4 separate regions of the Homo sapiens genome follow, and all the other regions are linked to region 1. A link is a loop called in an ENCODE intact Hi-C map of the cell type or tissue named here. Cell type or tissue: endothelial cell of umbilical vein. All regions are shown on one strand. Links, peaks and the distances in the headings refer to the core of each region. The heading gives the core; the rest is flanking DNA. Region 1 overlaps DCBLD1 (discoidin, CUB and LCCL domain containing 1). Region 2 overlaps DCBLD1 (discoidin, CUB and LCCL domain containing 1). Region 3 has its middle 19 kb from the start of DCBLD1. Region 4 holds the start of DCBLD1 (discoidin, CUB and LCCL domain containing 1).

The links. Peaks named below come from ENCODE experiments on the same cell type or tissue, not always from the same donor. Only the 100,000 strongest peaks of a DNase experiment are listed, where the experiment ranks them.
Region 2: it touches region 1 in a loop (5-fold over the local background); 47 of 110 quality-filtered maps call a loop at or near these places.
Region 3: it touches region 1 in a loop (4-fold over the local background); 81 of 110 quality-filtered maps call a loop at or near these places.
Region 4: it touches region 1 in a loop (5-fold over the local background); 62 of 110 quality-filtered maps call a loop at or near these places.

The regions. Positions count from the first base shown.
Region 1 is chr6:117,545,881-117,553,934 of GRCh38, reverse strand. It overlaps DCBLD1 (discoidin, CUB and LCCL domain containing 1), which reads right to left. Exons shown (of 15, transcript NM_001366458.2): 15 at 4,138-6,028. The coding sequence ends at 5,496. Among named protein-coding and RNA genes, the nearest start is that of GOPC, 53 kb to the left of the region's middle. RefSeq lists enhancers at 5,645-5,694, 5,705-5,764, 6,315-6,404. In endothelial cell of umbilical vein, for the core only: no CTCF peak of the experiment used is centred there; DNase peaks (open chromatin) are centred at 4,894 and 5,954; H3K4me3 peaks cover 452 bases; H3K27ac peaks cover 2,904 bases.
Region 2 is chr6:117,494,094-117,502,147 of GRCh38, reverse strand. All of the region lies in intron 1 of DCBLD1 (discoidin, CUB and LCCL domain containing 1), which reads right to left. Among named protein-coding and RNA genes, the nearest start is that of DCBLD1, 15 kb to the right of the region's middle. In endothelial cell of umbilical vein, for the core only: no CTCF peak of the experiment used is centred there; DNase peaks (open chromatin) are centred at 3,777, 4,627 and 5,557; H3K27ac peaks cover 3,868 bases.
Region 3 is chr6:117,460,087-117,468,140 of GRCh38, reverse strand. No RefSeq gene overlaps it. Among named protein-coding and RNA genes, the nearest start is that of DCBLD1, 19 kb to the left of the region's middle. In endothelial cell of umbilical vein, for the core only: no CTCF peak of the experiment used is centred there; a DNase peak (open chromatin) is centred at 3,600; H3K27ac peaks cover 2,221 bases.
Region 4 is chr6:117,478,289-117,486,342 of GRCh38, reverse strand. DCBLD1 (discoidin, CUB and LCCL domain containing 1) reads right to left here and starts at 3,669. Exons shown (of 15, transcript NM_001366458.2): 1 at 3,450-3,669. The coding sequence starts at 3,561. RefSeq lists enhancers at 2,634-2,683, 2,714-2,763, 2,774-2,853 and a silencer at 3,214-3,793. In endothelial cell of umbilical vein, for the core only: no CTCF peak of the experiment used is centred there; DNase peaks (open chromatin) are centred at 2,752, 2,852, 3,602 and 3,732; H3K4me3 peaks cover 2,288 bases; H3K27ac peaks cover 2,134 bases.

The DNA.
Region 1 (8,054 bases), core at 1,968-6,967:
GAGTCATAGAAAGTAAGTCCTTCTTGGTCACAACTAAGGCAGAATTTGAGCCCAGGGAGTCTAAGCCCCAGAATCCATGCTTTTTACCACTAGGCCATACTAGTTCTTGATACATAAAAGAGGAGGTGGGGACAATTTACAATGGCAGCAACAACAAAAAAAACACCTAAGTACAAATTAAACAAAAAATGTGCAGTACTTATGTGAGCACCCTTTAAAATCCCCTGAAAGGATGCAAAAGGGGCTTGAACAAATGGAAAGGGATACTACGTTTTGTGTACCTATATAACTGACTAAAAACTACATTAGAAAAAGAATGAATGGAAATAAGGCAGACAAAAATTCCAAGAAGAGATCACTGTTCGAAGAAAGACAATAGGTAATTAGAAGGGCTTAGTATATTAAGGGAGAATTCTTTATACTTGGGAGAGATTTGAGGAAGTTTAAAGGCTGAGGGGGAGACCTCCAATGAAAGGAAGAAGAAGATAAAGGAAAAAGGGATAATAGGAGCAAAGAGATAAGGGGAAGGCAGTGGGATTTAAGATCACAGATGAAGGTTTCTAACACTTTTTCCATTGACACAGGAAGGAAGGAGGAAAGGAATGAAGTGGATACAGGTTTTGTGAGAAGAGGAATCAGCAGGAAGTTAGTTCTGATTTTAACGACTTTTATTTTTAGGTGAAGGAAGTGGCAAGATCAGAGTAAGGGAGAGTGTGAAAAGTGGCACTGCTTTGGAATAATTGCTAAGGGGTACGGAAAAAGGGATCAAAGATAAATAAAAGCGTTGAGGAGTGATGGGCCCCCAGTAAACTGGAAACCGAGCTTTTGTAACAGCCACAGTGTGAATAGTTCTGCAATGTTCCCCTGCTGCTGTGATGAAGATGGAGAGATGGTATTCTCAAGGGGAATTATGTTGTTGGGGTCTCATGGTTCGGGGCTCCTGGAAAGAAAATGGAGTGAAAATGCTGAGACAAACCAGTTCGATGATGGATAGGGAAGGAAATGCAACCCAAAAGGATTAACAACTAGAGGAAAATGATGGGATCTAGGGGTTTGGTATCTAAATGAGATCAGTGACTAAGTAGGTGGAAAGCTGAAGAACTCAGGGGGTTTTGAGCTGATAGAGAATTGCTGGAGATTAGGTTTACAGTGCTGGGGTTCTTGCTGATGACAAGAATGTGGACATGTGTGGGAGTGGTTTAAATGGAAAGCAGGTTACTAGAGTGGAAGTCAAGAAACCATAAAAATGACCATGTTGGGCACTTCATTCTCTAGCATGATTACAAAGGAGGAATGAAGAAGACCTAGAATTAGGTGAATGTCCTCAATGAATGGAAAAAAGTGGCCTGGAAGATATTAGGTGTCACAGCAAAAAGAAAAAGGTGGTAGAGCTAGGTGAGAAAAAAAGGGAGAGCTTTGAATGGTGGTGAAAAAGTAAAAAAGGATGTGGAAGTAGTCTGTTGGGAGGAGGGTGTGTGCCACAGTTAAGTGCATTTGTTGGGAGGACAGGCAGCCTCCTCTTGAAAAATAAAAAGGACTCTAAGGCAAATGGTGTTGGATGACTTCAGATTGGGCAGAGAGAAAATGAGCTAATATTGATCGATCATCTAATGTATACAAAACACTATAATATAGTCTGCACAACAGCCCTTTTATAATAATTTCCATTCTGGGAATAAAGAAGTAGATTTAGAAAGCACCAGTAATATGCCTGTAATCACATAGTTACAAAGATTAAATCTCCAGTTAAACCCAAGTTCTGTATGGTTCTAAACCTGTGCTATTTTCTCTTTTTAAAAAACAACAACAACAACAAAAACATGGTCTTGCTCTGTTGCCCAGGCTGGAGTGCCGTGGCGTGATCTTGGCTTACTGCAACCTCCACCGTCTGGGCTCAAGTGATCCTCCCGCCTCCCCAGTAACTAGGACTACAGGCTTGCACCACTACAACTGGCTAATTTAATTTTTTTTTTGTAGAGAGGAGGTCTCACTACATTGCCCAGGTTGGCCCCAAACTTCTGGGCTCAAGCTATCAACCTGCCTCAGACTCTTAAAGTGCTGGGATGTGTGATACACCGTGCCTGGCCTGATATTTTAATAAATATGCTTTCTTGTACCTGTTGGGGAGGCATCATTCCAGCAAGACGGCGGACTAAATAAGAAGAAAACCTGTCTATTATGAATTCCTAGGAATGTCAGACCAAATAAATCAGAATTCTTCACAAGGCCTAGCTAATGTCTTAAGAAATAAAGGGAAGCCGGGCGCGGTGGCTCACGCCTGTAATCCCAGCACTTTGGGAGGCCGAGGATGGCGGATCACGAGGTCAGGAGATCCAGACGATCCTGGCTAACACGGTGAAACCCCGTCTCTACTAAAAATACAAAAAATTAGCTGGGCCTCGTGGTGGGCGCCTGTAGTCCTAGCTACTCGGGAGGCTGAGGCAGCAGAATGGCATGAACCTGGGAGGCGGAGTTTGCAGTGAGCTGAGACAGTGCCACTGCAGTCCAGCCTGGGTGACAGAGCCAGACTCTGTCTAAAAATAAATAAATAAATAAATAAATAAATAAATGGAAATACTCAGGTATCAGAATCAAAGATAGGATGAGAAGCTCTAATGAGCATCCAATAGGATTTCCAGGAGAAAATAAAGAAAACAACCAAAAAAAAGGGCTGATCATTTTCATAGTTGATAAATGCTAAGATTCAAGAGGCACAAGTCCTGAGCAATGTGAACAGAAACAAATTCATAGCTCAATACATAGTAGTAAAATTGCAGAATACCAAAGACAAAATAAAAACCTTTAAAGCCCCTAGGGGAATTTATCCCAGAACAAGGAGAGGCTGGGAGCAAGATCAGTGGGAGACAGGGGATCTGTAGTGGGATGTGAACACAGCAGTGTGGGTGGGTGTGCAATGTGGCATGGGGTGACTGCATGGGCTGTGTTTTGGGCAGGAAATACTTGCAGGTTGGGGTGTTTGTATTCACCCTAGCTTCTCATTGGAGGGATTCAACTGCTCTCAGATCTGGGGGAGAGACTAGGCATTCTCTTTCAACTCAAGAAAGTACAGGGTAAACACTGCTCTCAGAACCTCAATAACTATTTGGTACGTGCATGAATGCAAGATAAGCATTTTAGGAATAGTGAGGTCAACCCGGTGGCCACACTTGGACTGCTGTGACTGGTCAGAGTGGGGAAAGGTCTCATAGCTATTCATGGTATATACAGTTGTGCCTACAAATGTGATTTCATGTTAAGAATCCAAAGCAGTATAAAATAAACACAAAACAATCTCTCACATCCTTTCTATTTTCTAGGCTGACTGTAAACGTTAATGAACATTTAAATAACAATAATAAAACCCAGAGCAAAGCTTCAGGAGCCTGTGTAAGTGTAGTCTTGCTTGTCATAGCAAATGTGTTTCAACCGCAAATTTAAGAAGTGGCAGAATACAATCTTTGCCTCCCAGTAGGATTTGATAACATAAGTCAGACAATTAGAATTGTCTCATTCACGCCTTATCATATATGCTGATATTGCAAAACACCAAAAAAGAAAGATGTAAAATTTTTCTGCCCTTATCCTCTAGTTTAGGTTTAGCTGTGTAGGGTTTATCAGACCTTTCCACTCACCCAACCTGTTCTACAGAGTCTACCCTGAGGAAGTGATGATCCAAAAAAAAAAGTCCTGTTCTCCCACTGGTCATGATTAGATCACTAGTGCCGCAGAAGAACTGTGATAGATGAAGACAGCTCTATTGTAAAGAAGGGCTGTAGATCTAGGCCTATGCTTATGGTCTAATATTCCAATATTAAAATTCTGTAAACAGCCCACTGAAGGCTTACATTAGAAAAAAGGACCTACTATAGACAACACTTTGATAAATGTTCCAACTAATTTTTATCAGTAAGTTTTGGAGGAAGAAAGCACGACAACACCATTTTCAAACATGAGGAAACCGAGTCTCATCATTATAGAAGCAGCCAGACTTCTCTTCTGTGGTAGATTGGGGTCTGGCCTAATCTGGCACCAAGCTCTTTCTCTTTCCACTGTGGCACCTGCCTTTTTACAGAAGCTGAACCTTGAGTGCCTCTAACACCCCAGCGAGCAGGGCTGACTAGTGAGAGTCAGGGGCAGTTTGGTTTGGCATAGTTTATTACAATTAGTGTGCGCATAAAACCATGTAAACTCTACAAAGTAAACCATTTCCCCTCCACACTAACCAGCAGCTAGTCTGCCATGACCTTCCAGCACCCCCATTATTTTAACATATATACATTTCACAGGATGTAATAACCACACAAATAGGGTTATAATACATTCTTCAGGGAAAAAAATTTTTGGTCCATATTTTCTATTAAAAAAACACACACACTTCCCTCTTTGGCAAAAGAGGTTAAATCTCCCATAGTTAACTCACAAAAGAAACTCAAATAAAAACTACTGAGCATGAGGTACAGCTGATGTCTGGACTGTTCTGGAATTACAGACGCCTCCTTGAGGGGAAAATCATTTCTTATAAAATGAGATCAGTTTCCAACAGTTTCATGTCAGTAGAAAAGCTCGATTTAGACTTGGTCAGAATCACTTTTGCATGAACATGTTCCAAATAACTTTGTTTTTCAGAGGACAGCGGAAGTCACGAAAATGTGCTACTTCTGAAGAAAGTCATGAAAATTGTGGCGTCTGACCTCAGCAATATTTTTAATCTGAGGTACGAAAACATCTGACACAGCCATTCACACTGTAATTCCTGTGCCACCTTCATGGTCACCGGAGCTGGGCCGACCTCTTCGCATCCCCCTCTGAAGTGGAGACTAAGGAAACGGGCAGCTGCTGAGGTGTTGTTTCTTTGCTTGTTTTTAAATCTACAGTCATAATTGCTAAATAAACAACCACCCTGGTGTGCTTTTCATGCTTCAAGTAATTCATTTCTTCCAGGAGAAGAATGTTAAAAATGCTTTCAGTTCTAGTTATCAAAGGAGAGGAAATGACTCAATAACAACAAGACTAGGTTTAAGCAGACCTGCTGCTAACACAGTATCAGATAATATACTGAAAAAAATGAACATACTATTTATATACATTTTGCAACAGCTGCATTTTCCCACTTAACCTCTGTGCAGAACTAAAATCTGATAGAGCAAACTTAAGTTACTTTTATTATTGTTAAATACAACTCTGTACACATTACACCTTTAACACCAAAGCAGCTCAATATCAGTCAGAGGAATGAAAACGCCATCTGAAAATTTTCATTTTTCTAGCCCAACAAAACCCAACAGACGCACCCTAAGGGTCAGCACGAAACCAGCTGCACAATTTTGTAAACAGTATGACAGGTTGTCTCTAGGATCCTACTGGATCACACACACACATGCAAGTGTACACACACACCGATACACACGCACACTCTGGACCAGCAGGCTCCCTTCTTCCAGTGCCTTGTGACAGCCCGACGCTCAGTACCACAGCAGGCTTCTTTCACATTGTGTTCACAAAAGGGCAGTCATGGCCGTCTGGTTGAGGGGTGTGAGGCAGTCTCTGGGGGCAGAATAGCTGTCACTCGTCCCGGGATGCGTTGGGGGCTTCTGAGAGTCAGGGTGCCCGCTTTCGGTGGCGAGGGCGCTGACAGCTTTGGGCCGGTCGTAGCCCCTGTCCGCAGGCTGTGCGCTGTGTGGCCTTTGATAGTCTCCGTCCTGGGCGCCCACACCCGCTACGGGGGAGAAGCCGCCCGAGGAGAGGGAGTGTTTGTGGCCGGGCTGGGGCCCTGGGACGCGGTAGCCGCTCTGCGCAGAGAACGTGTGGGCGCGCAGCACGTGCCGCTCCACGATGGGCGTGGCGTACTCGGGCTCCGGGGGCGCCAGGGGCAGCGCGTACTCGTGGCGGCCGGCCCGCTGCGGGCAGTCATAGTGGCCGCCGGCATCGGTGCTCACCCCTGCCTCCTCGGCATCCGTGTCCATGGGCCGGAAGGTGGAGCCCTTCCTCGTGACTGTCCCGGTGCCAATCATGAGGGGCTGCTGGTAATCTGAAACCACAAGACAGATGGCAGCTAGCGGGCACCACACACGGGCCGGCCTGTCAGTGGCAGACGGGGATACTCTGCTTCAGGTCGTGGTGACTGACTTTCCCCCCGGGTGCCCTCAGGTGTCCCAGGCACTGCGGAAAACCCTGATGTGAAAGCCACAGAAGCCACCCGCAGGCAGTACACAACCGCACCGCCTGCTCAGGAAGCTTCGCAGGGTCTTCTCAGAGATGGGGGCGACGACGACGTCCTGGGGCATGGGGACATACTTCAGGGAGGAAGTGGCTCTGAAACTGGCTCTGGAGAAGCTATGGAGGTGGAAGTCACACAGTGTGGAAATGGAGAAAAAAACAGCCTCGAAAATAGAGTTGATATGGCCAGAGTATGAGGGACACAGAGTAGTTTGTTTAATAGGATATGAGGACCAAAGCAACAGGTCAGGGCCTAGTGGTGACAGTGAGGATGATGCCAGGAGCTCCCATTTATAGAGCTCCTACTCTTTGCCAGGCGCTATTCCAATAGCAAGATGTTAATAATCTTCAAAAAAATCCCGAGGTAGGAACTGTTACTCCATTTTACAAATGGGAAACCAAGGCAGAGAGAGACTAACTTTTCCTAGGTCACACAATGGGGCGATGGAGTAGGATTCGAACGCACATCCTGAGTATATGCTGTTAGCCACGCGTTAGAGCATGGAAAAGCATTGATTGTCTTGCTAGGAAGTCTGGTTTAATTCTATGGGAAACGAAAGACTGGCACTTTCAGAGGTAACTGTGGAGGTTGACCCAAGAGGAAAAGATCAAAAAGTGAGAGGTAAAAAAGCAAAGAGAAATGCACATAGAAGTCACAAACTAGGAAAGAGGAAAAGTGACCCTTTGGGACAGGAATCAGGAATTTGTTACCAATGAGAGGTGGGGTGTGAGGAAAGCCGGGAGGCAAGGACTCTTTGAGGCTGGGATGTGCAGTCGAGAAGCCATTAGACAAGGAATGCACAGAGCATCTGTGGTGAGGGTTAGGAACAATGGATTCGATTGTGGTTGCTGAGGAACGGGTGACATCTGCAGGTGGAGGTGTCCAGCAGGCTGCTGAGAATTATGGACTGGGGACTGAGAGGGAAGTCTGGGTGTGAGAAGCAGCATGGACAAACATGCAGGGAAGGGCACTGCTGGAAGTTGGGGAGGGTGTGGGACTGTTTAGGGGAGAGACTGTGGTGAGTGGGGGTGAGACAGAACCCGGGTCATTGCACATTTAAGGAGCCTGAGGATCATTCAGGGAGGAGGGAGGAGAGACTGAATTAGAAGCTGAAGGAGAATGAAAGGCATAAGACAACAGAAATTAGGTTCTCCCTTCATGTCACTTCCAAGGAACAAGAGGATGGATTTTGGTTGCAGAGGATGCTCTCCTTGTCCACAAAGTGACTCAACCAACCCTTAGGCTGACAACTCCCAGTCACTGATGTGCACAGGCGTCACCTGGGAGCTTCTAGTTCTATGGCCTCCCTTTCTAACAAGCCCCCAGGTGATGCCTATACTGCAGGTCCTCAGGCTGCACGTGAGGAGGGAGAAGCCAGAGCGCAGTGCTACTCAGAGCATGCCCCACAGAGTCCTATGTATCTGAGAGCTGTTTTTAGCAGTGCCATAGAGACAGGTGCAGAAATTGAGACTAAGTGTCAAGAAACTACTCTTAGTTACTCTTTATTACTCTTAATTTTATGTCTGTTGAATCTAATAATAAAAAATTAGAGCTTTGTATTTTGTATCTTTAAAATTTCCTTATTACTAGTATTTTATATTGCATTTTACAGTGTATTCATTCATGATGGAGTAGAAATTTTAAAAAAAGAAACAAAAAGCATTTCCCCATAGATGGTTTGGGAAGCTCGACTCTTGATGTGGCTTGTCAGGGACACTGAGGCCCTTCTCATACTGAGAGAGTTCCTTTATTTCCTATCTCACCTTCCTCAGGGCAGGAACTGTATTTAATTCCTCCTTTCAGCCCCTCTGTACCAGTGCCTTAATCAAAGCTTTGG
Region 2 (8,054 bases), core at 1,767-6,766, 52 kb after region 1:
TGATCAACCTGGCTGGACAACGCTACAGGAACTAGAATGGGGACAGAATCTGGATCAGAGGAGCAGTAGGCAGGCTAGCAATGGGGGTAGCTGGAACAGGAAGGAAGGGAACAGAAAACAGGCAAATTCTTGAGACAAAATCAACAGACTCAGGTTTGGGGGAACTATGGTGAGAAGAACAAAGGAGAAAAAACACCAAGGCCTTGTTCAGTCCAGAAATGATTGCAACACAGAGGCCAATATAGACAGCAAAAAGAGTCCAGAGAGGGAGCAGGTTTGGGCCCAAAGGTTGTAAGTTTGGTTAAGTTTGAGGTGACGGCTAAATTCCTTGGGCTCCCTGGCAGTTGGTAAACACAAAATTGCCAAGAATTAAATGAAAATGATACAAGAGAGAAGCATAGTGTGCAGGAGCACACAGTGCACGGGGCTTTGATTTGAAATCTGAATTATTTGTCGGCTTTAAAGGGCTTTAATAAAATATCCAATTTATAGTTTCTCTTTAAAACTGAAGGACAAACTGGGAGTGGTGGCTCATGCCTGTAATTCCAGCATTTTGGGAGGCCAAGGCAGCGGATCACCTGAAGTCAGGAGTTCGAGACCAGCCTGACCAACATGGTGAAACCCTGTGTCTACTAAAAATACAAAAATTAGCTGGGCATGGTAGCGCGAGCCTGTAATCTCAGCTACTCGGGAAGCTGAGGCAGGAGAATCGCTTGAACCCAGGAGGCAGAGGTTGCAGTGAGCTGAGATCATGCCACTGAACTCCAGCCTGGGCAAGAGTGAGATTCCGTCTCAACAACAACAACAACAACAATGACAACTGAAAGACGTGACAACCACATGATCAGGCATTCTCACAGGGCTAGTGACACAGTGGCTGTCCCTTGAAAGGAGCCAAACACCCTAGTTCTTCACCAGGTCCTTGTTACTCATTTCTGTTACCTGCCCTACCTTTGTAAGCATTTATTTTGAGCACCCTCATAAAGCAATCCTAGGGTAATTAGTACAAACAAATATGCATCTCAATATAAACACAACACAACCTCTCCAAGCCACCAAAAAATCTCCTGATCAAATATTTAAATGTCACTTTTCTTAGGACTATGAAATTCTCCTTTCATAAAAGAGGAAGAGAAAAACTTTTTTTTTTTCAGAAAACAGTTAAATATGAAATAAGGAGCAATTATATGAGTCAACCTACATGTGACTATCATATTCTAAATTTTATTTTTTTAAAGTGACATGTGTCAGCAAAAGAAAATCTTAGGGTGTCACTGTTTTTTTTGAGACGAAGTCTCACTCTGTCGCCCAGGCTGGAGTGCAGTGGCAGGATCTTGGCTTACTGCAGCCTCTGCCTCCTGGGTTCAAGCGATTCTCCTGCCTCAGCCTCCCGAGTAGGTGGGACGACAGGTGCATTTACGTACGGCTAATTTTTTTGTATTTTTAGTAGAGACGGGGTTTCACCGTGTTAGCCAGGATGGTCTCGATCTCCTGACCTCATGATCCACCCACCTCGGCCTCCCAAAGTGCTGGGATTACAGGCGTGAGCCACCGCACCCGGCCAGGGTATCACTTTTATTCAGCCCTGTAATTGTATTTCTTTCCGACCACTTCCACTGTAAGGCCTAAGAGGAAACTTCTTTCACCCAGCAATGCTGGCACAATGCAGGCAAGTTCAAATCGTCAACATTCCCATCGTTACTTTGCCTGGGGATCTCTACCTCCTTGGGAAAATTTCTCTCTTCCATTAACTATCAGAACAAAACCCCATGAGTCTTTGTTCTGCCAAAGAACCTGAATCGCAAAGGAAGTGCTGAGTCCTAATTTATTAAAAAGCGAACTGTCATCAGAAGTTCTAGTATCACTCTAACCTATGGAAGTAGACTATTTATGGAGTTTTCTGTGGCAAGACTAATATAATAAGTTTATTCCATGGGTATTAACTACATCAGGAATTTTCACTCTCTTGTGCTTCCACAGTTTGGGTGATTTCAAAGGATTAAGTAGAAAGATGCCAAAGGGTAAAATGAAAAACTGCTAGGGAGAGAAAATGCCTACAATGTCATGTGTTGAAGAAGGCAGATGCGTACACATGAAAACCAATAGACAAGTATTATTTATTTATTTTTGAGACGGACTTTCGCTTTTGTTGCCTAGGCTGGAGTGCAGTGGTGCGATCTCAGCTCACCGCAACCTCCGCCTCCCAGGTTCAAGCGATTGTCCTGCCTCAGCCTCCTGAGTAGCTGCGATTACAGGCATGCGCTACCACACCCAGCTAATTTTGTATTTTTAGTAGAGATGAGGAGAAGCATTATTCTTATTACCTCATTCTGACACTCAGGTAGCCTACCTCTCATAGCCTGACTCTCTCTAATTGACAATCACTGACAAAGAAGACAAAAGTTACTTAAAAATCTATCAGTTTATCTTCTTTGTCTTAGGTATCAATGTCAGTATCCTGGTTGTGATATGGTATTGTAGTTTGCAAAGATGTTATAATTGAGGGAAACTAGGTAAAATGTATACAATATCTCTCTGTATTAGTTCTTCCAATTGCATGTGATCTACAATGATCTGAAAATAAAAAGGTTAATTAAATAATTGAAAAAATAATGTCAATCAAGTTTGCCTGGCTGGGGATGGAAGTGAGGAGGCTTTTACTTTTTCTATTTTATACTTTTTTATACTCTTTGCATTTTGTTATCCTGTATGCTTTTTCTCTTTTTTTTTTCTTTTTCTTTTTGAGACGGTCTCATTCCATCACCCAGGCTGGAATACAGTGGCACAATCACAGCTCACTGCACCCTCGACCTCTGAGGCTCAAGCAATCTTCCCACGTCAGCCTCCCAAGTAGCTGGAACTACAGGCACACACCACCACACCTGGCAGATTTTTTTTTTTTTTTTTGGTAGAGATGGGGGCCACACTATGTCGCCCAGGCTGGTCTGGAACTCCTAGGCTCAAGCGATCTTCCCGCCTTGGCCTCCCAAATGCTGGGATTACAGGTGTGCACCACTGCACCTAGCCTAAAATTCTTTTAATTAAAGCATTAAACAGATCTGCAAAAAAAAGCTCTCTATGAAATACAGTTGACCCAGTTTCTTCAGCAATGAATTAAATGAAGAGGCACACACAAAAAAGTGTTTATTTTAGATTTAAAAGACACTTATGTGCCATAGCAATTAAGTGAGACTTGCTTGAATCCTGATTTGAAAAACCAACCTTATAAAATCTTTTAAATAGATAATTGAGATATTAAATAATTTCAGATAATTATAATTTTATTAGGTGAGATAATGGCATTGAGGCTACATAAGAAAATGCCATTTTTTTGAGGGATGCCTACTGACATATGCAGGGCTGAAATGACATAAGGTCTGGGATTTGCCTTAAAATACCTGGCAAAAAAGAGGTGATGCAGAATAAATGAAAAAATACGGAGAAATGTTGATGGTTGCTATAGATGGATGATGAGGGCTCACAGTTCTAAGAATATTAAAAATTAAAAGAAATAAAGATCCATCTTTAAGGGAAAAAAATAAAACCACGATCTTATGATTAAACTCCAAGTAGTGTTGTGGGGAGGATAGGCCGGGAGTGACACAGTAAAGTGCCACCTATCTAACATCAAAATAGGGGGAATGGGGAATGAAGAGGGGAGGAGGAAGTTTTGCCACAGGGAATTTGACCACTCTTCAAAGTGGCTACACCACACAATGTTTATCTGTTCCTTCCTTTCGACTGTAATTTCTTGCCAAAGCACATGATGACTAAACTAAGTATCATTTCCTCCTCTTCTAGACTGAAAGCTCCTCTCAACTGTAGAATATTTCCAGGGTGGTCTCTCTGTAATGGGCCTAAATCCTGGTGTCTGTTTGGAGCCACAGCTGGTTTGTGACACTGACCACCACTTCCTCAAAACAATTTACAAGAACAAAACTAGATGTATGAAGTTTAGATTCTGGAAAAAGGTGCAAGTATTCATGAATATTTCAGAACTCCCAAAGTGATCTATGTACAGAATTTAAGTATACAGATTTTAATTCTGAACATTTGGAAACAATCTAAATTAGAAATGAACAGCCAAACTGATATCTCCAAGCAATGTGATGTTAAGGAAGTTACTCATGTTTTAGAAGAATATTTAACATGAAAACACTTTAATACAGAATATATTGTACACACATAGATGTGTAATATTTAAAGTGTTTACTTCTATGGTATAAGTTTACAAGTGATTTTCATTTTATTTATACATTTTTCCTCTAAATATTCTATAATATGAATACATATAAAGGAGAAAAATAATATAATTAAAACTACCAAATTCACCTAACATTCTTTGTAACACTAAAGGCTACTTTCAACATTAGCCTCATAATACAGATAGGAAGAAGTCACGGACTGTCATTAAAAATTCAGGAAACAAACAACTAGGAACTTAGTATACTGTAGTTCTCACTTCAAGAAGTCCAGTCAAGAGAAGAAAGATATATTAACAAGTAAATTCTTGAGACTAACTTGACAGAGTTACAGAGATATGGACTCAGTATCTATTCTCCAAATGCCTGAAATTAATGGATAGGTCTCTACCTTTTAGCTTTTAACATCAGCTATTCAAGAGTTGTCGATATACAAGCTACTTTCTAAATAAGCTTAGAACAAATCCTAGATGCTTGTATACACAAGCCAATCCTTTATTTAGTCTACTTTAATTCCATCCACTACAAAAGGAAAACAATAACTTCCTTAAAAGACTATTTCCCTTTGATAAGAAATCATGTTCCACTAAAAGAAAAGCAAAATAAGATATACCTGGTATGGACTAAGTTCTGCAATACTAGAAAGTATGATTAGACTTTAAAAGAAAACTTGTAACTGAATTGCACTTGTTGGAAAATGATTTGGGTGGAGTAAATTGAACAGTGCAAATATACTTTTTTTAAATTTTTTTTGAGACGGAGTCTTGCTCTGTCGCCCAGGCTGGAGTGCAGTGGCGCAGTCTCGGCTTACTGACCTCCGCCTCCCAGGTTCAAGCAATTCTCCTGCCTCAGCATCCCGATTAGCTGGGATTACAGGCATGTACCACCAAGCCCGGCTAATCACATATACTTTTTAGATTGATTATTAACTAGTCCTTAGAGTAAGACAGAAACCTCAAGCTTTTTTAAAATTATTATTATGGCCTAGAGTTAGAACACAGATTTTTTTATCACACCTCAAGTAATCACATATGCATACACATGCATAAACAATGAACAAAAGTTAAATGATACCACTATTTTATTACATGTAATGCACTGTGATTATTTCCTATTCTATTCAGTTTCATTTTTGTTTTTGTCAAAGCATACTGGTTGTGCCTACTGAAGTGATTTCATTACCTATTAATGGGTCCTAACCTGCAACTTGGGAAAGAGTGCTCTAAAATATCACAAAAGTAAAACCATTTCTAAAAACATGATTTCATTAGTTGTATCCTTGCTCTTCTAATATTCAAGTTACAACAGGTCTCAACACATATACAATCATCCATGTGTGGGTGTGAGAAAATTTCTTCCCATGTCTAAGATCAAGTGAGCTCTTGATGACTACAATCTTTTCAACCACAAAGGAGAGCTTGCAATTATTACAGAGTTTTGTCTGATGGTAGGGCAAACAGATTTTCCAAGATATCATTAATTCCATTCTCAGCCTTACTCTCTTAGAAACTTTGCTCTTCTTCAATTGTGCTTAGCTTTTTACCTTGTAGGCCGCCAGAAGCAAAAGAAAAACAGGAGCAAAAGGGCCTCAGTTGCTATGTGAGAATGAACAAAGGCAAAACAGAACTTGTAATGATAAAACAAAATAATTATTCAAAATCTTCAGTTTTTCTGAAAGGAATATGGATAATAATACTATGCTGAAAGAAGTTACAGCTATCGACTAGAAACACATGACCATGTTTTATAAAACTGACAATCTCTTTCAACTTTATTCTCACCACATATAAAATAGATGCTAATGATATGACTAGTGATCTAATAAGGATGATAATGCTGTTGACTCAGCAGATGAAACATTTGAAAGTAAAATAAAAGGAAACACAAGGAATATGTCAAAAGTCTCTCTGTGGAAACTTTCAACATTCCTATCAGCTAAAAGTGTCACTTAAAATAAATCAGTCTGAATGTATGAAAATGAATCAAATCATTTAAAGAGATCCTATCTACGATTCCTCTATGATTCCCTATATAATGTGGGATTACTTCCATCAGTGTCCAAAGACATCAATAATTACCATGTTAAGATATTTAAAAGATTCATAATTTGCTGCCAAAGGAAAAAAATCTCAAAATCTAGCCAATGCTATTCTTTAATGTGCTATACATAAAATCAGTGAACACTGCAGTTTTTGGTCACTCTCCAGTCTTGAGACTTCTGCTGAAAAGCAAAAGATTATTAGAAGGCTTGTGGATGTGGGGGAGGAGAGTTGACACACCTATCATTTCCTAATTCATAAATTATTTCCATATACTTGGGAGGTGACAGAGCATAATGGTTACAACCTGGATTCTGGCACAGCCCTGCCTAACACTGGCTTTGTGGCCTTGGGTGAGTCTTTTTACCTCTCTAAGGTAAAACTGAATTCCATCATCCATAATCTAAAGACAACAATAGTGCCCAATTTCATGAGCATTAAAAGGGAGAATGCTAATAAAAACAAAGTATCAAGCACAGAGGCAACCATATAGTAAAAATTCAATATGTTAACTGCTACTATTTTTATCTTAAAATTCTACACATTATTAAAGTATCAAAAATATTGCTTTGAATTAGCTGACTTTGTCCAAATTCCATCACCCATTGGCTGTATGATCCTAAGAAATCCCCCATTTAGTGTATATCAATTTTCCTCATCTGTAAAATTACCAACCATAACTGGGTGTGGTGAAGATGAATAAGGCTGTGTGTGTGTGCTTTAATCGGCTGAGAAAGTCTAATTAGAATGCATTTCCCAGTATTTATCTAATGCCCACTTACTGCTATGTCAGCATGTCCTGAAGTAGATACTGTGGTACTAGTCTGGGTGGTTTACCAGGGGGTTATGCCCTCACCCTCCTCAAAAGAGCTGCAAGGTCAGTAAGCTTGCAGAATTCCACCTTTTTCTTTACCACAGAACATCTCAAAGCCCTTACAGTGTATAGTGAAGCTCTGATGCGTGTTGCAGTTTACAGTATTTCCCAGAAAACTCTTTCCTCTTGGGGCATCTCCTGGGAGTAGTGCTCTGTGAGACATACTGGTGAACTCCTGGGTTAGACTCTCACAAGTGGGACACACAGAGAGATCCCATGATAGGGCTTCTGGGATTGAAGATCTTACGTGGAGAAGTGGACTTTGGCCTCTGGAGTTCTAAAAATGATACTGAAGTTATATTATGTGACTTGATTCAAAAGCAAGACTTTTCTCACTGTTGTTATTAAGTTACAAGTCCTTTGTGGGCATCTACAACAAACTGGACACATTGGTTAAGAGAAGTTTCTTAATTTCAAAGAAGACTTTTAAGAAAAAAAAAAAACTTGTTTGTACAGCGAAACAATTCTAAGACAACTGTTTTATCTCTGTTGAATAGATGCTTAGAATAAGGAAGTCAGAGAAAAGAGGCTGCTGACCTTTGTTAATAATGTCAGGATGTTGATGTAATATCCAAGCTGCCACTGCTTCAGCTGAAGATAAGTCAAGAAATCTTTCCTGCCGCTGGAACATGCTAGCTTTCTCACCTTGGTTTCATGTTAAATATGCATACTGCCAATATTCAGATAAAGTGTAATATTGATATTGACTTTTCTCTCTGGAGTCCAGAAAAATCCAATATTACCAAGTAAAGACAAAGTTAAACTGAGTTTTATAAATTAAAACTGTAAACACTTCTCCTTTGCACATAGATGTGAGCTTTCACTTTCACAGATAATAGTTTTTTAAAAATTGAGAGCCAAAAAGTTATTGGGAAAGGAAAAAAATAAAATTATGAAAGGGCCCTTACTAAAAACTAGCATTTACCAAACATTCATTGT
Region 3 (8,054 bases), core at 1,002-6,001, 85 kb after region 1:
TGTCCCCCTACTTTTCTGATTGTGGGTCTTAAGACCCTCCCATGAGAGGGTCCACCCTATACCCTGGAGGAAAGAATGCTGACGTCATGAAGCTTCCATAAAAACCCAAGAAGAGAAAGTTCAGTGAGCTTCTGGATAGCTGAACATGTGGAGGTTCCTGAAGGGCGGCATGCCCAGGGAGGGCATGGAAATTCTGCACCCCTTCCTTCGTAACTCACCCTATGTGTCTCTTCATCTGCATCCTCTGCAATGTCCTTTATAATAAGTGGAAAAAAAAAAGAAATTGAAACTGAAGGGACAGACAAATGTGCAGTGCTTGATAAAGCAAGCCGGAGAAGAGTTCCAGGCTTTACTGTCTTCAGAGTTTCTATTTCTTGCTCAGAGGCTGGGATTCCACTGTGCCTTGAGGCATTCACCTGGGTAATGTGGAGAGGAGGGGAATGTGGAGGCTCAACATCCATGTGTCAGGCAGAGCTAGGGTCCTTGTACTCTGGGAAAATTCTGGAGTCATGCACATCTATAACAGTACAACCATCATTCAGAGCCCACAAGATAAAGATGGAGAACTCTCCACTTCACTCATAATAGCCACAAACTATTGACCTGAGTGTTGGGATCAGACCCAGAAGCTGAGTCTCAGGAGGCTCAGCTAATAGGCTGCAGTGCCTCACCCTTTTTGTTCTGGGCCCCTCCATCTGAGCCAGGAACCAAAGTAGAAAGAGCTGGAGAGGGACCCTGGGGAGCAAGTAGTTAACAGAGATCGGACAGCAGGAGGCAGAGGTTACCATTGGTTGGGTAGAGGGCTGGAGGGTCTTCCAATACTGAACCTGATACTGACCTTCAGCCTTTAGGCTGAACTGAGAGATTAAAACCTCTGAGAAATTAAAACCAATATGGTCAGAGCAGGGGAGGCTGAGAGGAGGGAGTAGGAGAACTGAAGAGCCCTTAGCACAGCCCTGTTCCTGCCCTCAACTGCTATGCTTATGTGATATATGACACAGTGAGAAGGTGCTGGACAGGCAGTCAAAGAAAACTGGGTTCTAGCCCTGGTTCCACAACTCCATGACCTGGTGCAAACCCCTCCCCATCTTTCAGCCTCAGTTCACTCATCTCTACAAGAAGGAGGCATGGATGACCCGGAACACCTCCTGCGTGGCTGTCAGGATGCTGTGAGACTCCAAGGAAGTGGAGGCAATCTCTTGGGATGTCTGGAAAGTATTACTGGAAGCTTAAAAAGTAATAGAAACAATAAAAATGTGGTTCCCATCCCCTGGCCTCCCACTGTGACTCTCAGATGTTCAGACCTGAGATCTGAGAGTTCTCAAATACAGGTATCTGACATGGATGGGGCAAGAATAGGACACCCATGAACACTTTGCAGTGCCCACAGAGAGGAAAGGTATGAAGCATGGGACAATGAGAGTATCCATTCAAAAGTCACTCTGGTGGCGGATGTTGCTAATGCGGGGGTTGTTAGTGTGTGGGGAAAGGGAGTGTACAGAAATTCTGTACTTTCCACTCAGTTTTGCTGTGAATCTAAAATTGCTCTAAAAGTAAATTTTACTAATTAAAAAAACCTATCATACACTTTTCTATAGTCTTTTATCTCCTACATTTACAATTTGTATCCTGAGAAAAGTTCCTTATTTAGTTAAATACATGAAGGATTGAATTTTCAGCAAGTTTGAGAGCATAGAGGCTTTGCCTTTTAAAGAGATCTTTTTTTTCCATTTTCTCTGAAAATCTTAATGTTGTGTCATGTGATTTAAACATTTTCATGACTCCAGACCAAACGAAAATGATCAATATTCAGAGAAAAACAAGAGAGATAAAAATCTTGAGATCAAGAAGTTGAATAATCTTTCTTAGCAGAGATTTCTAAGTAAATAGGGAATCCTTTATGAGGTTTAATTCCAAAGTCTTTATTCAGACAACTATTCCCTTAGTTAATAGAACTTCTATTTGGATAGAGAACATAGAATTAGGAGATTGAGAGGCAGGTTATAAAGAATCCAGAAGCCCTGACACTTGGTTAGCAGAACTCCTGTTGGAAGCCAAGCAGTCTGATCCCAGGCACTTTCCTTTTCCCCTCTCCTTGCCCCTGTCTTTATTTCTTTCTTTATTTTTTGAGACAGGCTCTTGCTCTCTCTCAACTAGGCTGGAGTGCAGTGGTGCAATCGTGGCTCACTGCAGCCTCAATCTGGGCTCAAGTAATCCTCCCACCTCAGCCTCCTGAGTAGCTAGGACCACAAGTGTGTGCCACCACTTCCTCCCTGTCTTGGCACCCTGCTCTTTACTGCCTTCTCAAACTTACCAAATGAGATCTTTAAGGAGACAAATTTGGCAGACTGTGGTTAAAATATGAGCTAAACAGTTTCTCCTCCACCTCCTTTCCACACTCTTCCTCTTTGCAGTTTTAAAGGGTCCTCCATGCTTATTCTATGATCCATTTTTACAAAGCTTTGCTCTCTTGTTGCAGCTCAGAGATCTTTTTCAGATGGTAACTGATCACATCTTACTGAAGATTTATTTTTTAAGAGGAGCTATTGAAAACTAAGAATATCAATCCTGTCTCATTTCCTCAGCCAAGGTTTTCTGTCCCTCCTTGAAGGTGAACCCAGTTGGCTTTATTCCAAAGACTTCCCCTGAGTGCTGGGACACATTTGATATTCTTCCTTATTAACAATGGGACTTGGAATTAAGTACTATTCATCAGATTTGGGGCCTGGGACCCATGACATCTTTGTACCTATATTCTTAAGTTTTCTTCTCTAGTTATTGAGTGTAACTGGGATTCAGAGCATAAGCTTAGGTTTTCTGGAGTCACAAGACCTTCCCTGGGAGACTAAGAGCGTCTTGCTTTTCCTTGGAAGGAGGCTAATCTGCCTGATCTCCAATTAGAACGTAACAGGGAACTGCCAAAGACAAAATGGCACAATGTTGGGAATTGTTGAGACCAAGAAAATTGTCACGACTAGGCCACAAGTAGAATTAGGGTTGGGGGTTTCCAGAGCCAAGCAAACTAAACAGTTTGGTTTGGGGGTAAAAAAATCTGATCATGTGGGATAGCAAGGCCCCTGTTATGCTTCTCATGCATGTCTGACTGAGGTATTAAAAGAAAGCGTCAATGCTCACAGAATAAAAGCACAACACTGGGAATGACAGGCTGAGGAATTGAAGCTTTTGTTGGAGTCTCAGCCAGGTACTTCTGCACACTATACTAGGTCACTGGCTCTCTTCTGCTAGTGCACAAGAGTGACTAGATTATTATTTTAGAGACAACTGTTTCCTTTCTGCCTTCCTGTCTTTCATGATGGCAAAGCCTATTTCTCCCTTGTTCTTCTGTATGTTCACATATCACAGAAATCCCATAACCCTCTTAATTCGCTCTGTGGGAAATCTGCTCTAGAAATGTACAATGTGCTGTGTTCTAAAAATGTGTTATATAAAAAGAAGCTATTAGACTTCAGCTTCTGGGAAGATGGAGTAGCCACACTTTTCCTTATTCCTTCCTCTAAGTATAACTAAAAATGCAGAATATTATATATAGTACAAACATAAGACTTTAGAAGGAAGAGAGAAGGCAGACTGCCTAGAGATATTGGGATCTGAGAAGTGACACAGTGGTGAGTCACCTGGGTTTCCTTTTTGCTTTACATACACCAGACTTAGAACTGAATAAGCCTGCAACCGGCAAACACCAGCAGGCACAGACAAAACAAAAATGATAAAATAAAAACCAACAAAAGCCAGTCCTCTCTAGTCAAAGGATCAGAAAAGGGTCAGCAGAGCATGAGGGAAAACTTTTAGATAGTAACTGCTCTAATCCATTCAAACACCACAGTCAAATGTGGCCCTACTGTCACTCACACCAGCAAAGTGGGGCACCTAGACTTTCACCCTCTTGAGGCTGTAACAAAGCATCCCAACATCCCCTCCACATTGTCTCCACTGACTCCACAAATGTCCCCCCACCTCAAATGTCAAGGAGGCCATGTGGGGAACCTGGACTTCTACCTCCACCTGAGAGCTCCATGAGGCCGTACATCACTCTTCTGCTGGAGATGCATCAGAGAGAAAGCCAGCTAAAAGAGAAAGTATAAATAAATTCCTGGGTCTCATAACATAATTCAGCCATGTGTCACTTAATGATGGGGAAATGCATTGTTAGGTGACTTCGTCATTGTTTGAGCATTTTTGATATGGTTTGGCTCTGTGTCCCCACCCAAATCTCATCTTAAATTGTAATCCCCACATGTCAAGGGAGGGACCTGGTGGGAGGTGATTGACACATAGGGGTGTTTTCCTCTATGCTGTTTTCATGATAGTGAGTTCGTTCTCAGATCTGATGGTTTAACAGTGTTTGGCAGTTCCCCACCCATGCTCTCTCTTACTCCTGACACCCTGTGAAGAAAGTGCCTGCTTCCCCTTTGCCTTCTGCCACGATAGAAAGTTTCCTGAAGTCTCCCCAGTCATGTGGAACTGTAAGTCAATTAAACCTCTTTCCTTCATAAATTATCCAGTCTTAGGTAGTTCTTTACAGCAGTGTGAAAATGAACTAATAAAATTATAGAGTGTACTTACACAAACCTAGATGGTATAGCCTACTACACACCTAGGCTACATGGTACACGCTCCTGGGCTAAACCTGTACAAAATGTTACTGCACTGAATACTGTAAGCAATTGTAACACAATGGTAAGTATTTGTGTATCTAAACATATCTGAACATTAAACAGGTACAGCAAAAATATAGTATTATCATATTATTATTATTTCAGACAGATCCTGATGTGTTTAAAAATGTATGTGGAAGAAATATACTGTATAAGACTATCTTATTACAAAAGAAATAAGTAAAAGGATGTAAAAGGAGGTAACATTTTTATACTTCACTTGAACAGGAAAAATAACGGCATCAGTAGATTATGATTAAGATCTCTCTCTCTCCATATCTTGAATAAAAGGTATAGAGAGATACACTCAAAAACATTATAGATAAATCCAAATGAAATTCTAGAAAATGTTTAAGTAATGCATGGAAAGTCAGGGAAAAGAAAATAGAGAAATGTAAAACAGAAAGAACAAATAGAAAAGAAAAAATATAATGGCAAACTTAAGTCACCCCATGACCCAAGTACATGCTGTTTACGAGAAACTCCCCTCAAATATGATGATATGGGCAGGTTGAAGACAAAAGGATGGAAAAAGTATATCATGCAAACATTAATCAATGAGAAGCAAGAGTGGCCATATTATCTAATAAAGTGACTTTAGAGCAAAGAAAATTATCAGGGATAAAGACATTATACATATATAAATGATAAAAAGTTCAGTCCAACAGGAAGATGTAGCAATACAAAATATGTGGATATCAACAACAGAGCCATAAGATATGTGAGGCAAAAACTGATAGAACTGAAAGAAGAAATAGACAAATACATAATTATAATTAGAGATTTCAACACCCCTCTTTCAGCAATTGATAGAACAACTGTACAAAAAGTCAGAAATTACATACAAGAACTCAACACCATCAATGAACAGCATCTATTTAACATTTATAGAACACTTCACCAACTAACAGCAGAACACATATTTGTTTTCAAGTGCTCACTTATGCTGCCTAGGAAATTTTTGGTCGGTTCATTGGAATTTTCTACATAATCAACTATGTCATCTACAAATAGAGACAGTCTTATTTTTTTATTTCTTCCTTTACATATGCTTTTCTTTTCTTTTCTTTTGCTTGTTTTGGTTATTTTTTTCCTTGCCTGCTTTGTTTTTGTTTTTGCATTACTGAACTGACTGGAACTTCCAGCACTCTGTTGAATAAGAACAGTAAGAGGAGAACACATCCTTATCTCGTACCCAATCTTAGGAAAAAAGCATCATGCTTTCACCATTAGGTATAATGTTAGCTATAGATTTTTTTGTGGATTTTTTTTATCAAGTTGAGAATGTTCCCTTTTATGTTCCCTTTTATATCTATTTTTCTGAAAGTTTTTTTCATTAGTGGCTGCTGAATTTTGTCAAATGTGTGTCCTGCATCAAATAATATGACCATGTAAATTTTGTTTTTCTTAAGTCTGTTGATATGGTGAACTATACTGATTAATTTTCAAATATTGAACCAGCCTTGCATCCCTGGAATAAACATAGTTATGGTGTACATTTTTTATATATTGCTGAATTCTATTTGCTAATATTTTGTTAAGGATTTTTGTGTATATAGTCATGAGAAATATTGGCCTGAAAGTTGTTTCTTCTGTTTTGTTTTATATTGTCTGTTTTGGTATGAGAGAAAAATTAGCTTTATAAAATGAATTGGAAAGCGTTCCCTCCTTTTCTCCAAAGGTTGTGTATAATTGATGTTACTTCTTCTTTAAATATTTGGTAGCATTCTCCAGTGAAATCTTCTGGGCCTACTGACTTCTTTTTGAAAGCTTTAAAATTATAAATTCAATTTTCTTAATAGCTAAAGGGCTATTTAACTTATCTTTTTCACATTGGGTAAATTGTAGTAATTCTTGTTTTCCAAGGAAGTGGTTCACTACATCTAAGTTGTCAAATTTATGTGTGTAGAGTTGTTTATAGTAATGTATTTCATCATTTTCCTGTTGAGGTCTGCAAAATCTGTAATGATATCCCTTGTTTTATATATTGATGTTGGTAATCTATATATTCTCTCTATTCTTTCTGTCAGTCTTGCTGAAGGTTTGTCAATTTTGTTGATTTTCTCAAAGATCCAAATCTATTTTACCTATTTTTTCCATTGTTTTTCTGTCTTTAATTTTTTTTTTCCTTTTTTTGAGATGGAGTCTCACATTTGTCACCCGGGCTGGAGTGCAGTGGTGTGATCTCGGCTCACTGCAACCTCTACCTCCTCGGTTCAAGGGATTCTCCTGCCTCAGTCTCCTGAGTAACTGGGATTACAGGCGCCCACCACCACACCCAGCTAATTTTTGTACTTTTAGTAGAGACGAGGTTTCGCCATGTTGGCCAGGCTGGTCTTGAACTCCTGACCTTAGATGATCCACCTGCCTCGGCCTCCCAAAGTGCTGGGATTACAGGCATGAGCCACCACGCCTGGCCTTCTGTTTTTAATTTCATTGACTTCTGTTCTTATCTTTATTCTTTTCTTCTTTCTATTTGCTTTAGTTTTAGTTTGCTCCTCTTTTTCTAAGTTCTTGAGATATTTCTGCTATTGATTTTTAGTTTGATTTCATGGTGGTCAGAAAACACATTCTGTATGACTTCAATTATTTAAAGTGATTGAAGTTTGTTTTATGGCCCAGGATATGGTCTATGTTGGTGTACGTATTGTGAGCAAAACAAAAACAAAAACAAACAAGAACCTTAACAAACACAATTTATCCAAAAATTAACTCAAAATGGATTATATCTTCAGTGTTAAAACTATGAAATTTTAGAAAAAAACATGGGAGAAAATCTTCAGTGTCTAGGGCTAGGTAGAAATTCCTAGACTTGTTACTTAAAATGCACAATCCATAAAAGGAAAAGTTGATAAATGGAACTATGTAAAAATTTTAAAAATTTGCTCTGCAAAAAAAAAAAAAAAAGCCTAAGAGGATAAAAAAACATGTTACAGCATGGAAAACATATTTTCCAACCACATATCTGACAAAGGACTCGTACCTGAGCATATAATGAACTCTCAATATTCAACAGTAAAAAAACCGAGCAATCCCATTAGAAAATGGGAAGAAGACACGAAGAAACATATGACATAAGAGGATATATGGATGGTAAACAAGAACATGTAAAGATGCCGAACATCATTATAGCTTAGGGAAGTGCAAGTTAAGACTATATGTTATCAGTAATACTTATCATAATGACTAAAATAAAATGGTGACAACACCTAATACTGGTGAAGACAGAGAAACTGATGCTCATTCATTCCTGGTGGGATTATAAAATGGTACAGCCACTCTGGAAAATAATTTGGCAGTTTCTTAAAATACTAAACATGCAACTCTATACAAACCGGCAATCACACTCATAAGTGTTTATCACAGAGAAAGGAATAC
Region 4 (8,054 bases), core at 1,323-6,322, 67 kb after region 1:
CTTTAAGACACATGTAGAAATAGGTGTAAACACTATGGGGTATATTTCCCAGAACAAACTTTTTTTCCCTGCTTTAACACAACTAAAACCTTTGCTAAATGCTGCAATTAAATTCATGCCCCCATGTATCTTAAAAATAAGACATAATTCCTCATAAATGTCAGATGCCTTACTAATTTCCAAGCTGTGGTTTTTTAAAATGATTTTCAAGTCTGTGTCAGTTCCACAAGGTTAAAGGGTTCAAATTGTAACATGAAAAGTTAATAAAAACAGTTTGGGACATTATTCAGAGTTCAAATTCTGCTTTAAACATACCATTTGATTTGTTTAATGAATTTTTTAACATAACCTCTTTCTTCTCTGAAATATTAATATATAACTCACTGTTTCTGAGTGTTACAAATTATATCTACTAGAGCCAAAAGATATTGTACATATTGTTCTGCTGGCATGTTCCCTTCTTTCTGCTGTATTTTCATTTAAAAGGCATCCTTACATATAGAAATAAGCATGCCAAGAGAGCTGGGCTTGATAAACAAAATTAATTAGTAGAAGCAGCAGATGTACACCTTTATAAAGAATGTCAGTAGGCTCTTTATTACTTGGTTTCCATTAGTTAGGAAGTCATTTGAAAATATATCCTAAACACAAAGAGATTGTTCAGTTCAACTCAAGGAACACTGAGCACCTTTGTCAGATACTAGGAAGACAAAGACTATATAGTCCCAGTCTCTGCCCTCAGGATCTTACAGTCTACAAGGCTAGCTGTCCAGATGAGACAACAGAAGGGTGAGTGCACACACTGGTACAGAAGGTGACAGAATAAATTTGTGCTGATTTTTAAAAAAGCCACTCACCTAAAACATCATCTATCAGCTGATCCTATGTCTAACCCAAAATAAATGACAGATGATTTAACAGCAGACCTTCTAAATAACAAATTAAGAGTTGGGCAGAGGGTTTTGAAGCAATTCTTAAGTATGCAAGATTTGAATCTACACTTGGAAGTTTCCTCAGAGATCAAGCGCTCATTTTGATTCTTCACTTAAATCACAAGGGAATACTTTAGCTAATAACCATTTGCAAATCTTGTGGTGGAGAGAGAAGCAGGGAGTTTTAGGTTGCACAAATTCATTACACAAATGAAGGGTATTTTATTCTACAAAAATGTATATCAAGGTAATAAATTTGGACTAAATCCAAACCTACGAATTTATACAAGTGGAATAAAAACTAATGATCAACTTAATGTCTTATTATGAAAGGTCAAAATTATGTGAAACAATCTATGTAAATATGTACCTTTAGTTAAACGGATCCAGAAGAACAGGGCATAAGGAGCCGAAATAATCCCAGCTCTGGCCACTAAACCCCAATGCCTGGACCTGGCTGGCTGCAAACAACGGGAGGGGTGGACACTTTTTTAAAACTTTAATTCAAGAAAAACACCAGATAGGCAAGCAGTTGCCCTACAAAGGACCCAGTATAGCTTTATGGGGTCACCAGACTCTGACACACAAAAAATTAATTAATTGTATTGATTAGGCTTATAAACATTCAGGTTAAGTTATACCATTTGTTTCCTAAAACCACACAATAAATAAAAGTCTAATACGAAATTGCCTATAACACAGATGGTAGCATTTTATCACAACCCTAACATTATAAAATTATAAAGATTTGAAGCCCAGTAAGAATCTAAGCAACCACACATGCCTGTAGTCCCAGCACCTTGGGAGGCCGGGGTGGGTGGATCACTTGAGCTCAGGAGTTCAAAACCAGCCTGCGTAATATGGCTAAACCCTGTCTCTACAAAATATACAAAAATTAGCCAGGTGTGGTGGGATGCACCTGTAGTGTCAGCTACTCAGGAGGCTGAGGTGGGAGGATTGCTTGAGCCCAGGAGGTTGAGGCTGCAGTGAGCTGAGATCGTGCCACTGCACTGCAGCCTGGGCGACAGAGTGAGACACTGTCTCAAAAATAACAATAATGATAATAGGTTTTTAAAAAGAATCTAAGCAATCACACTTGTTCCTAGAGAACCGCTCTCACAAAGTGCCCAGTTAACAGCCTGGATGACCATACAAAATCTAAATCTTTATTGGGAAAGATAAGTGACAGCTTTGGCCAGATTAGTACAGGAACATACTGCTGGACTGATTCTCACAGACGTATAGTATTAAAGGTGCACCTTCAAACTGTGAGTTGAGAAAAAAATAAAAATATTTAAAACATCCATTATAAAAGTCCTACGCATTTAACAAAATCTTACGTATTTATTACAATTTTACAATCTGCCTAGTATTGTGCTACAGTACCAGACAAAATCACTTTAGGGTTTTGGGGATTTTGTTTTTTTAAACAAACTGGTATGTAATATAAACTTAGGAACCACCACCACCATCTCGAGTATCAATGTTTCAGAATGGAGGCATAGTTCAGTGAAAAAAATGCCGGCATTGGTTTTAGTTTTGATTCTTGTTTCACCAGAAAGCATGGTGGTTGGGGGAGCTGTCAAAGTACTCCGGATAGACTCAGCGCCATTAAATAAGCTCAGGCATATACGGCCAGGAGCAAGGGAGGAGAGGAAACACTGAAACAACTCGGCAGAAAGCTGGCCCTTGCTATTAAAAAAAAAAAAGCACTAATTAATGAGGACGAATGAAATAGGGACACCCAGGGCTGGTAAAGGGGGTTGCTGCTTTAATATGCTGGACAGGCAGAGGGTAAACTCGGTTGTGGGTTAATTAGGTCTAACTCCAAGTCAAAGACCAGCTCCAGAGAAAAAGCAGCCTGGTTGAGAGTCTACCGGCTCAAATACACAGGAAGCCACACGATTCCAACTTGCGGCGCCAGCAGGACACTCGAGAGGAGGTGGCAGCACCGCCTGCTCGCCAGCGTCCAAGGCCAACCTCGGCAAACGTGCCCCGGCCATTCCGCACGAGCCCCGAACGCACACGCCGGGATTCCAATTCCGCGCGGGAGGAGCGACGGCAGGGAGGGCAGGGCCCAGCGCCGGCCGAGGAGCGGCTTTGTCAAAAGGCAGCTGGAAAGAACTGGCCCTGCACACGGCTGTCCCCTAAGGCGACCCTCGGGGTCAGGTCACTTCTCACGGGGCCAGCAGAGTCAGGAAGTCTGGAAACTAAGTGAAATGGGCTGGGGGGCGGCGGAGAGAAAGTGCAGAGACGCCAGGTTAATTCTCTGGTTTTGGGGGAAGGAAGGAGTTTGGTGGGGGAGCGACAAGGAATGCAGTAACCTACTTCACCCCCAGCCCCGCGGGTAGAGCCGGACTCCGCGGATGGCAGGCGGCGAGCCCGACTTCCTCCCGCGCTCCGTCCCCCCAGGCCCGGCCCGCCCCGTAGCCCTCGGCCCGGCCCGGCCCGCCCCGCAGCCCTCAGCCCGCCCCTGGCGCCTCGGGTCCCGCCGCCAGCCGGACGCGCTCCACTCACCCAGCTCCTCCGCCTGCAGCCGGAGCGGGGCGGAGACCGCGAGCAGCAAAGCCAGGAGGCCCCGCCCGGCAGCCCGCGCCAGTGCGCCGCCGCCGCGGGCGCCGGGCACCATGACCCCGCTGGGCGCCAGCTTGGCAAGCTCGGCCTCCCCTCGACGGATCCCGAGCCGCAGCTGCCCGGGCCGGGCCGCCTCCTCTGCGGACGAGCGCGGCGCCGGGACGGGGCGCAGTCGCTGCCCCGCACCGAATCCCATTGGGGCGGCTTTCAGCCCAGCCCTGCGGGGGCGTCTCCCGCCCGGCCCCGCCCCGCCCCGCACGTCGGCCCCTAGAGGAGGAAGTCGCGTTCCCAGGCAGTGACCGACGGCGAAGCCGGAGGCGAGCGAGGCGCCGCCCGCGCTCCCCTCCACGTATCTGGCGCGCCCTGCTGCGCTCCTTCCTTGCCTTCCTCCCCACCTGCACCAGTACACGTGAACCTGCTAGGCAGCAGGACACCTCGCCGCCGGACCCGCCCCTCGCCGCGTGGTGCGGGAGTCATTCCTAGATGGGCTGAGCCCGCGGCGGTGCCTTGGGAGGCTGCCCCCTCCAGGGTTTTGCCAGCCCGCGGGGATGGGCATGCCAGGGATAGCAACACCGAGGGACTCGAAATATTTTGATGATAGGATGATGACAGTGCCAAGTAGGACCTTCACTGATTTATTCACTCATTCATTCATTCATTCAAAAGTTACTCAGTTCAGCAGTGTGCTTGTCAGGAGCAGGGCTAAACCCATGTGGCACTTGCAGACAAAAATAATCAGGCAAGTATTCAATGCAAATTGCAATCAGTGACATGAAAGGTGCTGTTGAAGCACATTTAGAGAGCTGTAATTAGATGGCGGGTAACAGGGGTGAGGGCGGGAATCAGCTAGGAAAGGCCTAAGTGGCATCAAAGCTGAGATTAAAGCAGGAGCCAAAACAGACAAGTTGTGCAAAGAAGCTGAAGGAGGAAAGGGCCAGGTAGCTGGAGCACAGTGAACAGGTGGGTACACGGCCAGATGTAGAAGCTAGTGTACAGAGTAGGGGCCAGGACGTGCAGCTAAATAACCTAAAGGATGTTTAACTTGGTCCTCGGAGTAGTGAGCAGCCACGGAAGGTTCAGAAGGGGGAAGGACTCCACCCGATGATCCTCTTGAGGAGTTGCGGAGAAGGGTTTGGGGAGGACAGATTGGAGACTGGAGAATTACAGGGTTATCACCGAGTAGTTGAATAGGGTGGTGGCAGTGGAAAATGACGAGGACAGATTAGATATGTATTTTAAGGACTATCTCACGTCTCTGGTCCCCTGTAGTCCCCGTTTACTTCCTCTGCGCGCTGCCCTCACCTTCGCACCACCGCGCGGCACGCTGAAGTTTCACCTAGAGGTGCAGCGCAGGGAAGCGTGGAGGCGGAGAGGAAGCAACAGCCCCTCCAATGGCAAACATTGGCCCCTCGTGATCTTTGGATACCCTGGACAGACTCATTTCATACATGCGTTCCTTTTTTCCTCTTCCTTTTCTTTTTTTAACTAAATAAACAAGCTGATAAAATCTCAAATGAGATTGTCTTTGGGGCTTTGCTTTCTCTGAGGCAGCATATCTTAGATGAAAGAACTTGGGCTTTAGAAATGGAGGGGATCCCGGTTTGATTCTGGACCTCAGCTTTGTTGAAGAGCTGAGGTCCAGAATCAAACTGGGTATATATGTGTATATTCAGTGTATACTGAATTTGTATATTAAGTTCTATCATGTAGAGAAAGTACCTAACTGAATGTGTATATTGGGTTCTAGCATGTAGAGAAAGTACCTAATAAACGGTAGGTTTTATCATTTTTTAACAGAAAGTAAATTCACACCCATAAAAATATTGAGTATTCTTACACTCAAAAACACAGAACGATACTTTGATACGTTGAGTCTCCTCCTAACTTCAGTTTTCGCTTTTTCTTATTTCTCTTCATTCTTTCTAAGTGAGTTTGGGCAGCTGCTTCCAGGCTCCAACAGGTTTGACACTGTGAGCTATGAATGAAGCAAAGACAATGGGGAGTATTGTTTAACAGTGAGGAATTCATAATGTGAGGCAGGTGGGCTTTCAGGGGTGACTTTTTTTTTTTTTTAACTTCAGTCAGTACCTTGATGGGAATGGAATTATCTGCTGTACACCTGAATCCTGAGCCAGATAAGGGGAAAGATTTAGGATCTGGTAACAATGAAGAAACAGAAAGACCAGCCAGATCCTATTGATTTCATCATGCCATTCCTTCCTTGAAATGTAAAATCTCTAGTTAAGAAAGTCATAATAAAAGAAAAAAGTGAAAATACAACAGATTATAAAATATATATACTGGGGTGTGTGTGTGTATACATGTATATGTATATGTATGTATCATTTTTAGAGAAAGGGTCTTACCATGTTGCCCAGCTGGAGTGCAGTGTCTATTCACAGGCCTGATCACAGTGCACTACAGCTTCCAGCTCCTGGTCTCAGTCCTCCTGCCGCAGCCTTCTGAGTAGCTGGAACTACAGTATATTTTTCTATACAATGAAATAAGCCTTGTTGAATTAATATACTTGTTTTAATCTTGAGACGATTCCACTTTGATTTTTTAAAATGATGCATGATGGAATCTAAGAACCAAGTTCCATTAAGAAAAATTATGCTTATTAGGATCTACCTATAAACATTTCACATACTAAGATGGGAAATATCTCTAGGGAAGTGTCTCTCATAGGCTATTGCACTTCTAACCCATCCCCCCACTTGCCATCCAGTCCTTATTTTGCATATCTTACTGCAATTTATGCTTACATTTGCCAGCTCTTCTGTAAAAATACATAACAGCTGGTCAGGAGCTGCCTTATTTTATATTATAAATTATGTGTTCTGTCTTGCTTAGGTAAGACAGAATTTAAACAGAACTGCAAACCTAGCATGATTCTAAACAGACAGCTTCAAAATAGATTGTAGTCCAGTTCAATGACCTAATTCAATTTATCCTTAACATTTAGTAACCCTGCCTGTGACTCTATGAAGAAAACTATCAGCTATAAAATTGAAGCCCTTATAGATGTCTGATATGGTTTCAATCTGTGTCCCCACCCAAATCTCAAGTTCAATTGTAATTCCCAATGTTTTAGACATTTTCCATATGTGAAACAATGTGACAGCAGTACAATAAAAATAAATACCTTCTCTTCCTGATTTATGATCTAATAATAAAAATTTGGGAAAGTTAATTATACAGACAAAATGAATTATATCGATTGATAGGCACAGGGATAGCAGAGGTACAGGGTACCATGGAATCACAGAAGAAGGGCATATAACCTGGATTTTAAAAGTCTGGCAGGGCCTGGGAGAGGTGAAGATATTAATTAGAAGGAAAACAATGTTTGTCAGACAAGGAAAAGATATTATTTTTAAAGCTCAGAAACAGAGATCACAGGGTGCTTATGAAGATTGAACCTGGCCAGGCACAGTGGCTCACACCTGTAATCCCAGCACTTTGGAAGGCCAAGGCAGGTGGATCACCTGAGGTCAGGAGTTTGAGACCAGCCTGGCCAGCATGGAGAAACCCCATCTCTACTAAAAATACAAAAATTAGCCAGGCATGGTGGTGGGTGCCTGTAATCCCAGCTACTCAAGAGATTGAGGCAGGAGAATCACTTGAACCCAGGAGGCAGAGGTTGCAGTGAGCCGAGATCATGCCATCATACTCCAGCCTGGGCGAAGAGCGGGAGCGAGACTCTGCCTCAAAAAAAAAAAAAAAAAAAAAAGATTGAGCCTACATTATCAGTGAACTTGAGCCTGAATACAGAGTGGGAGGCAGAAGCAGGATCTCAGGGTTCTGGGGGGTAGTGGGAAGCAGGGAAAGTGTAGAAACTTGTTCAGATTTGCATTGTAATAGGTGTCAAGATTACGGCAATAGAGGAGCAATCAGGCTCAACTTTGAATTCAGGGATTCAGTGAATCCAGTGGGCAGGGTGAGGGAGTCCATGATGAAAAATCACTAGGAGGAGACATCGGGGTAGAGGGGATTCTTGTAAACTGGCTTAATGGGATTCTTGCTGAATGCAGGTCAAGGACTTATATGTCAAAGATAAGGGAGGAGAAACTTGATCCAATACAGAGGGTGGGGTATTCTCTCTGAACTAACTTAGCAGAATTCTTGCTAAAGCTGGACTAGGCAGGCCAAAGACAGGGTTCAAGGACAATGCCTAGATAAAAAGAAGGCTCAGGGGAGCTTGACTGTTTGGTCACAGAGAGTCTTTGTCACCCCCATGTGGATATTTTTGCCACAAGCACTAAACAGCTAGGCTACAAAGGTCAGACCCCTCCCTCCCTGTGGCAGAGCTCAGCAGGGCACAGTCAACACTTTCCTCCCAAAGTGGCCTTTCTCTAATTTTCATTTCTGATAAAACTTACCATTGTCCTACGATTCCTTCTTTAGGCATGCTATTGAGGCAAGCATGCCTCTCCTATCCAGGCTTTCTCCCTTATTCCGTCATTGTGTTTGATTCATTATTCACTAATTTACGGTATCACTTTCCAGGGCCAGCCCTATTTTTAAATTCTAGTTGCCTCTGTACTA